2 separate regions of the Homo sapiens genome follow, and region 1 is linked to region 2. A link is an interaction called in ENCODE POLR2A ChIA-PET data of the cell type or tissue named here. Cell type or tissue: GM12878. All regions are shown on one strand. Each heading gives the region's core, and the rest is flanking DNA. Links, peaks and the distances in the headings are about the cores only. Region 1 overlaps UBAC2 (UBA domain containing 2). Region 2 overlaps PCCA (propionyl-CoA carboxylase subunit alpha).

The links. ChIA-PET counts read pairs that join two places held together with the same protein. Peaks named below come from ENCODE experiments on the same cell type or tissue, not always from the same donor. Only the 100,000 strongest peaks of a DNase experiment are listed, where the experiment ranks them.
Region 1: POLR2A ChIA-PET joins it to region 2 with 7 read pairs; 1 of 35 experiments calls an interaction of 5 or more read pairs at or near these places.

What each region holds. Positions count from the first base shown.
Region 1 is chr13:99,342,523-99,351,311 of GRCh38, reverse strand. The region is part of intron 7 of UBAC2 (UBA domain containing 2); the gene reads right to left. Among named protein-coding and RNA genes, the nearest start is that of FKSG29, 4.5 kb to the left of the region's middle. RefSeq lists enhancers at 7,737-8,237, 8,238-8,738. In GM12878, for the core only: no CTCF peak of the experiment used is centred there; no DNase peak of the experiment used is centred there; H3K27ac peaks cover 1,063 bases.
Region 2 is chr13:100,104,061-100,111,766 of GRCh38, reverse strand. The region is part of intron 2 of PCCA (propionyl-CoA carboxylase subunit alpha); the gene reads right to left. Among named protein-coding and RNA genes, the nearest start is that of PCCA, 19 kb to the right of the region's middle. In GM12878, for the core only: no CTCF peak of the experiment used is centred there; a DNase peak (open chromatin) is centred at 2,479.

The DNA of each region.
Region 1 (8,789 bases), core at 2,476-6,475, 760 kb after region 2:
CTAGAGGTTACAAGCTTTTACGAGTAATAACTATCAAGGTTGGCTCCTAAATTAGGACTCTCTCAAACTTCCTGAGAGCCACAAAAACAGATGCCCAATACTATGATAATAACTAATATCTGATAGAGCCTCTGGTACCTAAGGTAATTTTGTATAATTTTTTTTATCCCCAATGACAACAGTATTCTACAGATTGTGTATAGATGTCCCTGTCAACCCAGGATTGAGTCCCTAACTGCCCATTCTTGTTCTTTTCATTATATTACGCTGCTTTCTATTGTGAGCATGGCTCTGAAGAAAAACAACACTGTTTTCTTCCTTTCTACACTCACACACGACTCAACACAATATTCTGACACCAGATGTGCTGGGGGGCTTCATACCCCAAGCAGTGCTCCAGTGGACACCAGCAGGGTGTCCTATAATTTAACTCAATCCCCACACTGTCTCCCAGGAGATAACATCAGAGCCCACAGGTTAAGGGCCCACTCCCACAAGACTGCTCCCCTACTTCAGATGGCAATCGCCAGACCTAACCTGCGGTTCTAACCAACGTGCTATAAATGAGGGTTCCCGTGGTCCACTCCTTGGGTTCAGTTAATTTGCTAGGATGGCTCACAGAACTCAGGGAAACACTGACATCTACCCATTTATTAGAAAGGATATTGCAAGGGATACAGATGAACAGTCAGATGGAAGAGATGCACAGGGCAAGGCATGGGGCATGGCCCCTGCCCCTCTCTGGCACCCCCTGCACCCTGCTCCAGCACACATTCAGCAATCTGGAAGTTCTCTAAACCCTGTCCTTTGGGGGTTTTATGGAAGCTTCATTATGTAGATATAATTGATTATATCACTGGCCATTGGTGATCAACTCAACCCCTCTCCCTAATCACAGAGGTTGGGGGTGGGGCTGAAAGTCTCAACCCTCTAATCACTTATTAGTTCCCCTGGTAACCAGCCCCCATCTGAGGCTATCCAGGAGAGCCTGGACATCAGTCATCCATGTGAAAAGACACTTCTCACTGTGGGCGAAGGATTACCTAGGTGCCGAGGTAAGAAACTGAAGGCACAACTGTTTCAGTATAAAAAAGAAAATAGAGTAAGAGTAGTCATAATACAAATTAGATATAGAGATGATCATGGACATTATCAATCATTATAAACATCATGAATCATTAGCTTTTAATATTACTCTTTGTTGCATTACTAATATAACCTAGGAATAACCGGCGGGCATAGGGTCAGGTGCTGAAGGGACATTGTGAGAAGTGACCTAGAAGGCAAGAGGTGAGCCCTCTGTCACGCCGGCATGAGGGCTCCTTGGTCAAGCGGTAATGCCAGTGTCTGCGAAGACACCCATTACTTAGCAGACCGCGAAAGGGAGTCTCCTTTCATTGGAGGAGTCAGGGAACACTCTGCTCCACCACCTTCTTGTGGGAGGCTGGATATTATCCCAGTCTGCCCGCAGTCATCCGAAGTCCTAAACCCCTCCCTGTGATGCTGTGCTTCAACGGTCACGCTCCTTGTCCACTTTCATGTTCCTCCCGTACTCCTGGTTCCTCTTTGAAGTTCGTAGTAGATAGCAGTAGAAGAAATAGTAAAAGTCTTAAAGTCTTTGATCTTTCTTATAAGTGCATAGAAGAAAACGCTGACGTATGGTGCCTTCTCTCTCTCAGCTTCGGCTACCTAAGAGGGAAGGGCCCCCCTGTCCTGTGATTACGTGACTTGCTTCACCTTGTCAATCACTTAGAAGATTCACCCTCCTTACCCTGACCCCCGGTCTTGTATGCAATAAATATCAGCGCACCCAGCCGTTCAGGGCCACTACTGGTCTCCGCATCTTGATGGCAGTGGTCCCTCGGGCCCAGCTGTTTTCTCTTTATCTCTTTGTCTTGTGTCTTTATTTATTACAATCTCATCTCCGCACATGGGGAGAACACCTGCTAAGCCCTGTAGGGCTGGACCCTATGCTCACTGTGGAGATTCCAAGGGCTTTAGGTGCTGTGTGTCAGGGGCCAGTGGTAGAGAACAGATACATCTTTCTCATCACAGCACACAGAGCTTCTTTGCTACAGCGAGCAAAGGGAGGGAGACATGCACCGTGAAGCTGTGGAGACTCAGGTTGCACAGGCACCATTCGGATGATCATTACTACAGGAGACTCCAGTAATTGATCTGGAGGTCTGAAGACAAGGAGGCTCTGCAAAGCCTGCCCTCGTCCTTCACTGTGATGAGCTAAGCATGCTCTAGCTCATCACCAACAATATCCTGAGCACACAGAATTTTCACTGTCTCCCACCTGGTCTTCTTCCTCTAGTGTCACCTTTTCTTTTCTTTTTCTTTTTGAGCCGTGATTGCACCTTGACCTCCAGGGATCAAGTGATCGTTCCATCTCAGCCTCCTGAGTAGCTGGGACTACAGGCACAGGCCACCACGCCCAGCTGATTTAAAAAATTTTTTTGTAGAGAAGAGGTCTCACTATGTTGCCCAGGCTGGTCTCAAACTCCTAGGCTCATGCTATCCTCCTGCCTTGGCCTCCCAAAGCGCTGGGATTACAGGCATGAGCCACTGTGGCCAGCCTACCGTCATCCCTTCAGACAACGTTCATATTATGACTAAAGTGAGCTTTCTTAAAAATAAATCTAACTTACTCTCCTGTTTAAAAGGCCTCACTGATCCACCACTTCTGGCAGGATGAACACAACAGCAATTCTTAGTTTGGTAGAAGACCCGTCCTGGCCTCTGCTCTCTTCCCAACCATGTCTTTCATTGCCTCTTTCTTATAGGAACCTCAATCTCAGGCGAATGCAATTCCTTGCTGTCCCCACAGCTGTTTTGAGCCCCTGTGCGTTTTTTCATAAGGCCCCCCGTGACTGAAACACCTGCCCCAATGCTGGCCTCAAGATTACCCTCGCTGTATCCCTTAGGGAGAACTGGCCACACCCACTGTTTAGGCTCAGGGTTCTTTTTTCTTCTCTTTGCACAGACTCCTGTAGAAACCTAGTGCCTAGTACAGCCTCATGTCTTCCCCTCGCTGGCTGCAAACTTCTTGAAGGCGCAGGCGGCGTCTTATTTAATCCCTCAGGGCAGTACACTGCATTAGAGCCAAAAGACAAAGAAGTACAACAGCTCCTGTCCTCCAAGAGCTCATATTCTACTGGGGATGAACAAAACACAAACCCATGAAAAGTTATGTAATGGCCCTGGCAGTGTAAAGATGATCACAGCTGCAAGTAGCAAAATGACTCTGAGATGCCACCTGCTTTGGAGAAGGCAGCTCTGCTGGGAGACAAGAGTGAGTCAGCGGGCAAGGAACTACTGAGAGCAGCTTATGTGTGTCCAGCATAGTGTCCCGAGTTTACAAAAGAATGGGACAGCTGTGGATGTGGAGGGAGATAAGAAGTGGGCACCACAGGCTGCAGCTAATACTCTGCAGCCCACTCCATCTTCACTGCCACAGGCCCATGAGACAAGCCTCCAAAGGCCTCTGGATAGTCAGTGCTGGCGGGAAATGTCCAGAAAGATCTGTAGGAGGTCAAAGCACACTAGATGACGTTATCACATGCCTGTGCTTAATGATGAGCATGGGACCACTGTACCCTGCCCCTGTCAGCACCTAGGTCTCATGTCTCAGTTGAAGTGAGATCTATAGAGCCATCACCCTGGTCACTGTTCATCAGAGCTGTGGAATGGGAATATGCCACACAGTGGACTAAAAATGCTTCAGGAGCATAAGATCATATTGACTTTCTCACAGAGTGAAAGTAACTTGAACGGGGACCAGCGTGACCACAGTGATGTCCCAGAATGAGGGCAGCCAGTCAGAACAGAGTGATATTGACCTTCCCCCACTTCCAGCTCATGCAGCGCTTCTCATCCCCATCTCTCCACCGAAGCCCCTTTCAAAAGTGAACTCATTCTGCTGAATCCAGTGGTGGTCTTCCAGTATCATCTTCACTTGCCTTTTTTTTCCTGGGGGGGGGGGGGGGCGCCCGGGGATAGTAACGTCTGAATCTGTTCCTGAAACACCTACTCTTCCTGAAACATTCTACTCCGCAGGCTCCCTGGCCACTGAACTGGTTTTCTCCTTGGTCCCTGGGGGTTCTTTTTTTTCCCTCTTTGCACTCTCTAGACATGGGTCTTGCTTTCTACTGTTCTCTCAAGAGTATCCGTAGATCTTTTTTTTTCTTTAAATAGAGATGGGGGTCTCACCATGTGGCCCAAGCTGGTCTCAAACTCCTGGGCTCAAGCAATCTGCCCGCCTGGGCTTCCCAAAGTGCTGGGATTACAGGCGTGAACCACTGCACTCAACCTCTGTAGATGTTTCCAGCCCTGATTATTCATCTGTGTTCAGCTTGCTTAAAGTCTTTCTGTATCTATTTATTATGCTCATATTTGCTCATTAATTCCCACAGTTCCTAACATCTGCCAGGCATTATTCACACACTGGAGATATACAGAAAACAAGTCTGCTCCATCCGGAGACACACTGGTGGAGAAAGGGCAGTAAATCACCAGTGAACATCGGGTTTGCGGTGCCACGAGAGACAGGCAGTGTCTACAGGGGCAGAGAGAGCCCTGGGAGCCCCCCAGGAAGCTGGGGAAGGCCTCCCTGAGGAGGCGATATTTGTCAGGAATGCCGAGTAAATAGCAGCTAGACAAGTGAAAATGATGTGTATGTGGGAGGGGTGGGGTGAAGGGGTTGGTACAGGGAAGTTCATTCTGGGCAGAGAGGAAAGGGAAGATGTAAAGGTGAGACTGCGTGAAACAATATGAGCAGCAGTTAACTGTGAGTAACCCGGTGAGGCATGGCTGGCCTAAGGGCTTGCACACGGCAGCAGAAAGGAGATGCGGCCACATAGCAGGCAGGAGCCTTGTGTTGGAACCACCCTGAAAGCTATGGAGAGGCCCTGAAGGATGATAGCTGGAGTGAAACAAGCAGATTTCTGTTTTCACAGAGATCACTGGTGGAGGCTGTGGGGCAGGCTCAGGAGGGAGGCAGTCGGTGATGGAGATGGGAGGGAAGAAATCCAGGCAAATGGCGCCGGTGGCCTGAACTACAGCACTGGAGATGAATGACGGACTTACATCAAGGAGGGAGACTCTTTGGGGCTGAACTGGTGGGGAAGGCAGGAAGGACATGGATGTATAAGTGGGAAATGTCTGGGGTGAAACCCTAGGTTTGGACTTTCGGGTAAACAATGGGTGCTTTTCATCAGGTAGGGAGTGAGAAAGGGAAACAAATTTAGCAAAGAAACAGTACATGTCGGCTGTGTGCGGTGGCTCACGCCTGTAATCCCAGCACTTTGGGAGGCCAAGGCAAGTGGATCATGAGGTCAGGGGTTCAAGACCAGCCTGGCCAACATGGTGAAACCCCGTCTTTACTAAAAATACAAAAATTAGCCGGATGTGGTGGTGAGCGCCTGTAATCCCAGCTACTCGGGAGGCTGAGGCAGGAGAATTGCTTGAAGCCAGGAGACAGAGGTTGCAGTGAGCCAAGATCACGCCACTGCACTCCAGCCTGGGCAACAGAGCAAGACTCTGTCTCAAAAAAAAAAAAAAAAAAAGAAAGAAAAAAAGAAACAGTACCTGTCAAGAGCTGATGGGACAGTGAAGTGGAGATGTACTATAGGCAGTAGGATATTTCGGTCTGGAGCCCCAGGAGAGAGGGAGGTCCAGTCTCTAGATCTTGAGGGACTCATGGGAGCCATGAGCTCAATAAAGTGGTGAGGACAGGGGCTGGGTGGGTCCCCTTGGGTGTCTAACGTGAAAAGCTCAGTAGGCAGAGAACTGAGTCTTGGGAAACAACCTATTTAGGGAGTGAACAGAGGAAGGAGAGCTCGATCCAGAGTACAGCATCAGCCCAGCCAAGGCACTCCTCTGAGAGCCGGGCTTTAGAAACCTCCTTCTATTTGTCTCCTCCTCTGTGGTTTCTCCTTTCCCCCGTCCATCTTACACTGTGCAATAAAATGACATTTTTCTGAGATAACTGTCCTATCTTTGTTACTGAATAAACAATTTTTCACAGCCAATGTCCAAGCCGAAATCTATTGTCAGGCTTAAACTACCTCCCTCCATTATCAGTTACTATATCATTTCCCATTTCTCACTACATATCTGCCCACATGTCAATCACAGGGCTCCTGGAGGTCTCTCCTTTTTAAGGTCTCATTAGCACCTCCATGCCTCACTCTTGCTGGTCCTCTCCTCTGGAATGATGTGCCTTACCCTCTCCACCCATCCAAATTCCACCCGTCCTTCTACTTCCTGAAATCTTTTTTGGCAGCATCAGTCCACACCAGTGGCTCTCTCCTCAGATTTTCACTGCATGGGTGCTTCAGTAAATATTTCCTTGTTTCTTGGATGCTCATCTATTTCAACTACAACTGCCTGAGCTCCCTGAAGTTGGCCACAAACTCACGGAGGGAAAGGACATGTTCTTCATTTATTTTGTGCCCACAGCGAAGCCACCAGTATTGGTCAGAGAGCTTCCCAAGCAGTCTAACTGTCTAACTGTGCCCCCAGAGCCACACGAGGAGCACGTGGCAGGGGGTGGCAGCGAGCACCTGCCAGATGGCAGGATGAACTCTGGCATAAGCAGGCAAGAGAAATCTAAAGAAATACAACACTGAATCAAGACTTGAGTGTTATTTTGGAATACCTGAAATGAAAAACTGCAGACAGATCATGTGTAACATACAGCAGTTAGTAACTGAAAAAAAATGACTTTCTGACTAAATAAACTCAGATTCTATGAAAAGCATCTAAAAATCAAGTTTTTAAATAAATAACAGTTGTATTTTAAATGAAATACACAGCATGAGATTGCCTACAATAAAAGATACAGGAGCAAACAACAAAAACATGTATTTGAAACATAAAGAAGAAGATGGAAGCAAAAGTTCTAACTTAACCCTAATTAAACCTGAAGCCTGGCACTGAGTTTCCTGCCAGCCAAAGTGAAAAGGGGGAAAACAAATCACCAAGGAGCTCTCATATTGGGAGGTATATGAGTTAGGGATCAGAAACAGAGACCTCAGAGTCAGACACAGCTGGGTCTCACTCCCAGATCCCCATCAACAGCTGCATGCCCCTGGACAAGCAAGCACTCCCCTGAGCCTCCGGGGTCATGAGGGAATACCTGCATCTCTCTAGGCGTACACCGGGCATAAATGAGATAACATATACTGAGTACTTACTATAGGACTGGCAAAATAAATGGTGGTGGTCTTCTTACTGATAAAGAGTGAAACATGCTAATTCTGCAAGAGAGACAGGACCTAAGCTCCATAAGAAAAAGGACTGGGGGCTATCTTTTTTACACCTGTGTCCTCAATGTCCAGCTCTAGGCCTACCATATAATAAGCACTAAGTACTTATTTGTTGAAAAGTAAATGAAAATAAACTTTTCTCCTGGTATTACATTCCAATACAACTGCACCCTGTACGGTACTCGTGCATGCACACAAATACGGCAGATAATTTCCAGTGGTGGTTTAACAAAAGAGTTCTCTACGTGGTGATTTATCATACTTATGTGAAGAAAACTGAGACACAGCTGAGTGAAGAAGTTCAGCAGGAGGCTAAGTGCTCAGGTTTGGGTGTACCCATGTGCGGACCCTAGAAGAGAACTTAGGAAGCTTAGGAAAAAATCAAGAGTCTGGTCTGTGCTGCCCAGCAGACCACTCAACGTAAAAGCCCAGCAAGAGCCCAGGGGCTGGTGTCCTGCTCTGGACTTCAGATCTGTTAGTGAGACCATCCTATGAAAGTGGAGGAGTCTGACAGCAGTGTAGACAGCCATAAAGGCCTGTGCCACTTCACAGGCGCCTGGTGGGAATGCACGCTCCAGCAGGGCAGGGGTTTGGGTCTGTCTCATTCCCTGAGGCCTGGGTACAACCTGGCAGATCCCGTGATGTTCCAAGTATCTGGGGGGAAAGACACCGTGCGGAGTTTACAGCAAGGCAGGAAAGGAGAACCACAATGGGGGTCCGTAGAATCCTGGAGCGAGGGCGTGCGCAAACAGCCAAGAATCCCACTTGCATAAACTGCTGCTGCACCATGAAGTGCCTGTCTGTAGGCCACAAAGTGAGCATGTGGTCAGCAGTGGAGACCCACCAAGTTACCAAGCCAGGTGGGCCGACAGAAACCCATCATCAGATGGACACGGGCATCTGGGCTCAGCATAGGTGGGGCTGCAGGGCATGGGTGAGCTGCAGAAGCAGGCATGCCAGACCACCCTGGCAGCCACCTCTGCTGCACCACAGCCTCTTCCCAGCTAACACCGACTACCACAGCTGGTGGGCCCCTCATGACCAAGTGACAGAGGGGAAAACAGCCAAATGGACAGGCTGGCTCAGGACATGAGTGGCAGCTGAAAGAAACGGCTGCATGATGGCTCAATCTTGAAAGACAGCGATCAGGGGAACCCCCTATGGGCAGAGCCTGGGCAGCACATTTGGTCATCAACTCTGTGTGAAGAGAAGTGGCCTGAGGCAATTACACGTGTGGATCTGCTGGGCATGGCAGATCACCTGGTTGGTCGGTCAGGGGACTGGAAGGGAGGGAACAAGGAGGATCCAGCTAAAGGAACAGCATCAAGTGTCTTGCAGGTCGTGCCCACCACGGGCATCCACCACAGAAAAGGCACCAAATGGAAGGTGGACAGAATGACTGTGGCTCCATCACCAGATAACCCAGCGCTGGCACACGAATGGATGGCCATGGTGGTAGCACAGAGGAATGTGTGGGTCCCCCTCACCTAGGCCGACCTATCTCCTGCCACTATG
Region 2 (7,706 bases), core at 17-4,016:
TTTTTCCAACATCAACACTGAATATAACCCTAATAAACATTACTTCCTAGAGTAACATTAAATACTATATTACTTACAGTAATATTAAATGTACTATAAATACTTAGGGTAATATTAAAATAGGTTATTAAATAGTATAACCGTTTACAACCAGGGAACTACAAAATTCATCTGATATGATCGGGTTCTATAATTACTTTGTTAAAGCATAGTAGGTTAATGTATTCACAATGGGGGTATCTACATATTCTGTAGCCAAAAGAAAATCTTCAAATGATATTTCAGACACTAAAAGACTTTGGTCAAGCCCGGGTGCAGTGGCTCACGCCTGTAATCCCAGCACTTTGGGAGGCCAAGGCAGGTGGATCACGAGGTCAGGAGCTCGAGACCAGCCTGACCAACACGGTAAAACCCCATCTCTACTAAAAATACAAAAAGGCTGGGCACGGTGGCTCACGCCTGTAATCCAGCACTTTGGGAGGCCAAGGTGGGTGGATCACGAGGTCAGGAGATCGAGACCATCCTGACCAATATGGTGAAACCCTGTCTCTACTAAAAATACAAAAAAAAAAAAAAAAAAAAAAAAAAGGAGCTGGGTCTAGTGGTACGCGCCTCTAATCTCAGCTACTCGGGAGGCTGAGGCAGGAGAATGGCTTGAACCCGGGAGGCGGAGACTGCAGTGAGCTGAGATCACGCCACTGCACTCCTGTCTGGTGACAAAGCGAGTCTCCATCTCTAAATAAATAAATAAATAATTTAAATACAAAAATTAGCCGGCGTGATGGTGCATGCCCGTAATCCCAAGTGCTGGTAATCCCAAGTAATCCCAGCTACTTGGGAGGCTGAGGCAGGAATCACTTGAACCTGGGAGGCGGAGGTTGCAGTGAGCTAAAATCGTGCCACTGCACTCCAGCCTGGGTGACAGAGCAAGATTCCGTCTCAAAAAATAAATAAATAAATAAACAAAAAAAACACTTTGGCCAAAATTACTTGACAATTTATTTTCTAAATTCTGGGAAATTCTAAGTGTCATGAGTTGTTTTCAAAGGGAAGTCTGATACTAAGTAAGTATAATTTATCTGCTATCTCTGTTGGGACAGGGCATATTTTCAGTAACTCAGAATAGGTACCTAATTGTGCATATATCCAAAAATGCCCAGACTAAGCAGATTACACCATTTGAATCCAATGTTAAGTTTGAATAACCACCAAATTTTGAAGCAGCTGAGACCAAACAGTAGAGAAGTTGTGTATCCTGTGTTTATCTAGAGACCTAAACCCAAGTCCAGCTTTGCCACTAATGACCTATTTAACTTTAAGTAAATCAATCTCTGTAGGCCTTGATTTCCACATAAACTGGTAGCACTCAAATGGAAAGCTATTTAGTAAGGTTTTCTTCCTACTCTAAAATTGTACAAGCTAATCGTTTTTCAAAACACACCATTCCAAGTAATTTGGATGTAATACACATTAGCACACGGTAATTTCTGTATTTGTGAATTATTTTTAAGTTCAACGGAACTACAGAAAAAAAGTGTCAGTTATATTTCTAAAAGAAGAGTTAGAGTTATAAATGACCTTTTAAAAAGTACTCTTATATAACCTAGAGCAGTTTGTTTGTTTGTTTGTTTTTTGAGATGGAGTCTCACTCTGTCGCCCAGGCTGGAGTGCAGTGGTACGATCTCAGCTCACAGTAACCTCCGTCTCCCAGGTTCAACATATTCTCCTGCCTCAGCCTCCTAATAGCTGGGATTACAGGTGCGCACCACCAAGCCCGGCTAATTTCTTTGTATTTTTAGTAGAGATGGGGTTTCCCCATGTTGGTCAGGCCGGCCTCGAACTCCTGACTTCAGGTGATCCGCCTGCCTCGGCCTCCCAAAGTGCTGGGATTACAAGCCTGAGCCACCACACCCGGCCTAGAGCAGTATTTTAACATACAGGAAAAAGTCCAGAATCTCAGAAGTGAAAAAAGCTTGCTAGGTCTTGGTTTAACCTTTACATCATATATGTCTTAACTCCTCCAACCCGAGCCAAGCCCCTGCCTTAAAAATAGGTAAACTTCTAATGTGATAAAACTCGAAGCCACTCAGAGCCTTGCTCACATCTCAGGTCTGAGAATGCATAATCATCTACTTTTCTGTATTTAAATGGTCATGGTAAACCCCTCTTAAACAGTAAGCATATCCTGAGAACACAATGTTTACACTTTCTTAAATGGGTTTTAAAATATGATGTTAATATTAACTGTGAAACAGACCACATCTGATAATCACCACAAACACCACTCCTAGAAATTACATATTAAGCAATTGTTACAGCGAATACAACAAATCATGATAACAATGGAAGAATTAAGCAAGAATCCCCATTCTAATTTCTGTTCAGGCAGCAGAATGGTCATTACGAGTCAGTCTGCAGCCAAGCCACCCAGGCTGAACTCCCAACATTCTATGTTCTCCTCCTGTGTGTCCTGCTATGAACAAGTCACCCTTCTTGCCTCTCATTTCCTGGTATGTAAAATAAGGGTAAAAACAGCACCTGCCACAAGAGGTTGTGAGAATGATTTGAATTAACACTCTTAAAGTGTTTAGAATAATGTCTAGCATGTAATATATACTCATTCAGCATTAGCTATGGCTACTGTTCTTCACCCCTTTGGGCTACATGCCAGACTGTTATGAATTTAGGAGTGTGCCCCTATCTGTCTAACTGGGGAAAAGCTATAACAAAACAAATACCTGCACCTGACACATCTTCTCTGTTAAGGGCTATTAATGTATTACCAATTAGCGCATAAAACCCAATAAAACTAATCATATCAATTAATCTTCCATACATAAAATTTTCTTCTAAATAAATCATAGATGCATATAATTCAGAATTTTTAAAGTACAAAAGGGGATACACTGAAGAGACACCCAAGTCCCTGCCCAAAAGGCAACCACTGTTACTGGTCTCCTATATATTCTTCCAGGTAGGCTATGCCTATAAAAGAATATGCATACAAATCAATTAAACCCAACCTTAAAACTGCCCCTCTGCATCAACAATTACAGGTAAATATCAAGTGCATTTGGCAACTTCAAAGTAAAATATGGCACAAACACAACAAATTGTGTTAAATGCTCTAATAAGGCTTTGTGCAGGATGCTACACACAGAGAAGGGAGCACATGAACAGCATGTGTAAAGGCCGTGACACTGGAAGAAGAGGGTAGCACTAAGCAACTACAAGGAATTCTCAATATGACTGAAGCGCATGGTATGCTTAGGAGAGTTGTAGCAAATAAAGCTAGGATAAAAAAAAGTCCAGATGATGGAAGGACTCATATGCCATTCAAGGAACTGGGACTTGATCCTATATGTGGAGAGTCACTCATAAGGCACCCTGAAGACACTCAGGAAAAAACAACTATAAATTAGGATCCTGGATCCTTGAAGATAGATGAGAATTCAGGTACCAGAAGAGATAATGAAGAACTTTGGCAGTAGCTGCTCTATAACTGTACTAATAATGTCATCTGAAGTAAAAGATTTCCTAAGGATCTTTTTTGCTGTTGTTATTTTTCTCTTAACCCATTCTCTCTCTATCCCTCCTTCTTCCTTTCCCTTCCCTAGGTTTAGATGCTCTCTCCCAGGCTCTAACTCCATAGCTAGCACCACACTCCATTCAGAGACCAAGAGGACTGAGCTGGCCCTGCACTGGGTACTTGTTGGAATGACGGCAGAACTCTGGACACTGGGTCACTTGCCCAACTCTTCTGAGAAAGGATACAGCACAATGGGTAAGTCCACCAGCTCTGGAAAAGGACAGGCATGAGTTTACACCCAGCTACTCACTATCCATGGGCTTTGAGTCTTGCTTTCCAAATGTGCAAAATTCAGTTAAGGACATTAAGCAGCCGACACTTAGGACACGTTTTGTATACAGCAGGCACTGTGATGAATCTCTTCTGTGCATTATCTCATCTATCAGGTAATGGCTATGATGACAATATTTAGCATAATAATCCCACGAAGTCAGTTCTGATAATATCTCCGTTTTACAAATAAGAAAACTAAGGCTTGATGAGGCCAAATCACTTGCCTTAAATCACTTACAAAGTTCACTAGTGGCAAAGTCAGAGAGTTCACATCCAGGTATTCATGTCAGAAATATCATGATATAATGTAATCAGAGTATAACAATGCAAGCTCTAAACACTATGTTATTAATAACACCTAAGATCACTTTTTTTTTTCTTAAGAGACGGGGTTTTGCTCTGTTACCCAGGTTGATATGGAACTCTCGGTCTCAAGGAATCCCGTGTCTCGGCCTCCCAGAGCGCAGGGACTGTAGGCGTAAGCCACTGAGCCCAGCCAGCTCACATCAGTGTGACAGGAACAACACAGTACTGTACTGGCTCACACTAACTTAAGGCCAACTGAAACTTAATGGTCTTGATCCAAGCAAGCTACCATAAGTTAAATCTTCCTTATTCTCATGAACATACATAAGACAACAAGTTAGCTTGTTAAAACTCAAGTTAAAAAAAATAACGTTTTCAGTAATGATTAAATTTCACCCGGATAATTTGCACATGATGTAAGTCACTGATAAAATGTGGAATAAGAAATGAGTTAATAACAGATTCAAACGAGAATCAATTTATTTAACAAATATGTATTACACCAAAGACCAAGTCTACTTGCACTTGGGACAGTAGGTATAAACAAACCAGGTCAGTATTTAATGAATGGTTACAAGGACAGCAGGAATCCGGGAAGGAGAAAGGTCTGATTAAGTGCAGCCCTCAAGTGAAGGGTGAAGCGACCAACTTAGTCTGAACATGTACCTGTACTATGAATAGGTGCCAAAGAATATTCATCACTCACTGAGGGAAACACAGTTTCTCCACAGTCACCTTAGGCAAGGGCACAGCAAAGGAGATGGCAAAGATAGCAGGGAGCAGAATTGATTTCAGGATTTATGACGAAACATGCTAAGTGAATTCCAAGGAGATTCCACTTCTACACCTTTATCCCTCGTATCTCTTTAAATGTGCTAAACCTGGGCCAGGCACGGTCGCTCATGCCTACAATGCCAGCACTTTGGGAGGTGGAGACAGGTGGATCACCTGAGGTCAGGAGTTCGAGACCAGCCTGGCCAACATGGTGAAACTCCATCTCTACTAAAAATACAAAAAAAAATTAGCCGGATGTGGTGGTGTGTGCCTGTAATCCCAGCTACTCGGGAGGCTGAGGCAGGAGAATCGCTTGAACTCGGAAGGTGGAGGTTGCAGTGAGCCAAGATCATGCCACTGCACTCCAGCCTGGGTGACAGAGCGAGACTCTGTCTCAAAAATAAATAAATAAATGTGCTAAACCCAGACAGTTACATACATTTATTTATTTTTAGTAATTACCAGTGGTCACCAATGTGGGAGGTCAGTTAGCTATTTCTGTAACTTCACTATGAGGTTATAATGAAAGCAAGTACCAGACCAAACTCTGTCCACACATACAAACATTTATTAAGACATAAAAAGAATCATAAAACCTGCTTGATAAGTTCAGTGGAATCTTAACTTCCTGTACTTTGTAAGGCTCCAAAAGACTGCAAGAAAGGCTCACCATAGGCAAAAAAAAACAATATTCTGCTTTGGCTAACCATACTGTCAGACTAAGCCATCAAGAATCCACCAGACAAGTGGCTGAACACAGAACTATTCATTTAGGGATCGGGCCCGAGTATTATCCTTAAAGGTAAAGAATTAAAGGCCAACTACATTATTACATTCTAATAGTACAAAGGCACAGAATTTCCCTAAAGCAATAGCCAATAACATATATTGACGAATACCACAAACTTCCTCAATGACAGCCCGTTTCTTTTTTTCCTTTTCTTTTCTTTTTTTTTTTTTTTTTTTTTTTTTTTTTTTTTGAGACAGGATCTTGCCCTTTAGCCTAGCAGTCTGGAGTACAGTGGTGCAATCATGGCTCACTGAAGCCCTGACCTCCTGGGCTCAAGTGATCCTCCCAACTTAGCTTCCTGTGTAGCTGGAACTACTGGTGCACGCCACCACACCCAGCTAATTTTTGTGGGGTGTTTTTTTTTTTTTTTTTTTTTTGGTAGAGACAGGGTTTCGCCAGGCTGGTCTCAAGTTCCTGACCTCAAGCAATCCACTGGCCTCAAACTCCCAAAGTGCTGGGATTACAGGCGTGGGCCATCACACCTGGCTGATAGCCCACTTCTAACAGTTATTACGCTAATGAGGAAGGCTACCAGTGTATAAGGAGAAAGATGGCTGAACCGTTTGTAGTATTCCACCCCTCTATAATGTGTCCTCTTCAACAAATGTTAGTTAATTACTCTTAAGAGTGTAGCCACTTAGGATAGCTGATTACTTCGAGATTGGAATGCAACACATGGATACATGAACCCCAAAGCATATCACCTATGATGAAGATTTTAAATTAAACTACAGCTTTCATAACAGGGAGTTTATCATAACTAATTCAATAGACCTGCACTATCCAATATAGTAGCCACTGGCCACATGAGGTTATTGGGCTCTTCAAATGTGGCTAATCAAACTGAGATATGCCAGAGGTATAAAATATACACTGGATTTAGAAGACTTAGGGCCCAAAAAAAAGAATCTAAGGTGTCTTGTTAATACTTTTTATACTGATTATGTACTTAAATAACATTTTAGATATTGAGATATTATTAATTTTGCCTGTTTACTTTTTTTTAATGTGGCTATTAGAAAATTGAAAATTGGCCAAGTGCAGTGGCTCATGCCTGTAATCCCAACACTTTGGGAGGCTGAGGCAGGAAGACATTTGAGGTCAGGAGTTCGAGACCAGCCTGCCCAACATGGTGAAACCCTGTCTCTACTAAAAATACAAAAATTAGCCGGGCATGGTGACGTACACCTGTAATCCCAGCTACTCGGGAGGCTGAGGCAAGAGAATTGCTTGAACCTGGGAGGTGGAGGTTGCAGTGAGCCAAGATCACACCACTGCACTACAGCCTGGGTGACAGAGCAAGACTCCATCTCAAAAATAAAAAATAAAAAGGAAAATTGAAAATCACATTTGCCCTGTGTATTAATTGGTTTTTACATTGCTATGAAGATACTACCCAAGACTAGGTAATTTATAAACAAAGGTTTAATTGACTCCCAGTTCCGCATGGCTGGGGAGACTTCAGGAAACTTACAATCATGGCAGAAGGAAAGCAGGACCCTTCTTCACAAGGCAGCAGGGGAGAGTAGTGCAAAGGAGGAACTTCCAAACACTTGTAAGATCTTAAGATCCTGTGAGAACCAACTCACTGTCATGAGAAAAACATGGAAGAAACTGCCCCCATGATCCAATCACCTCCCTCCCTCAACACATGGGGATTACAGGTCGAGATGAGATTTGGATGGGGACAGAGCCAAACCATATCACCCTGCAACTGTGTTTCACATTGTATTTCTACTGAACTGAAGATATGTAGACTCTTTCTTCCTCCAGGCCTCCAGATTCAAAAGAATCTGGAAAGCAGTATTGCGCACTTCAGCACATGATTCAGAAGATACCTCAGACATGTCATTCTCAAATAATCATTCCTGTCAGTTGTATTTTGATGACACTCACCTTGAACAATCCCTTCTTAACCAAAACTCCCGCCCACTTCGATGCCTTCATTGCCATGAAGGCATGAAACCATATTTT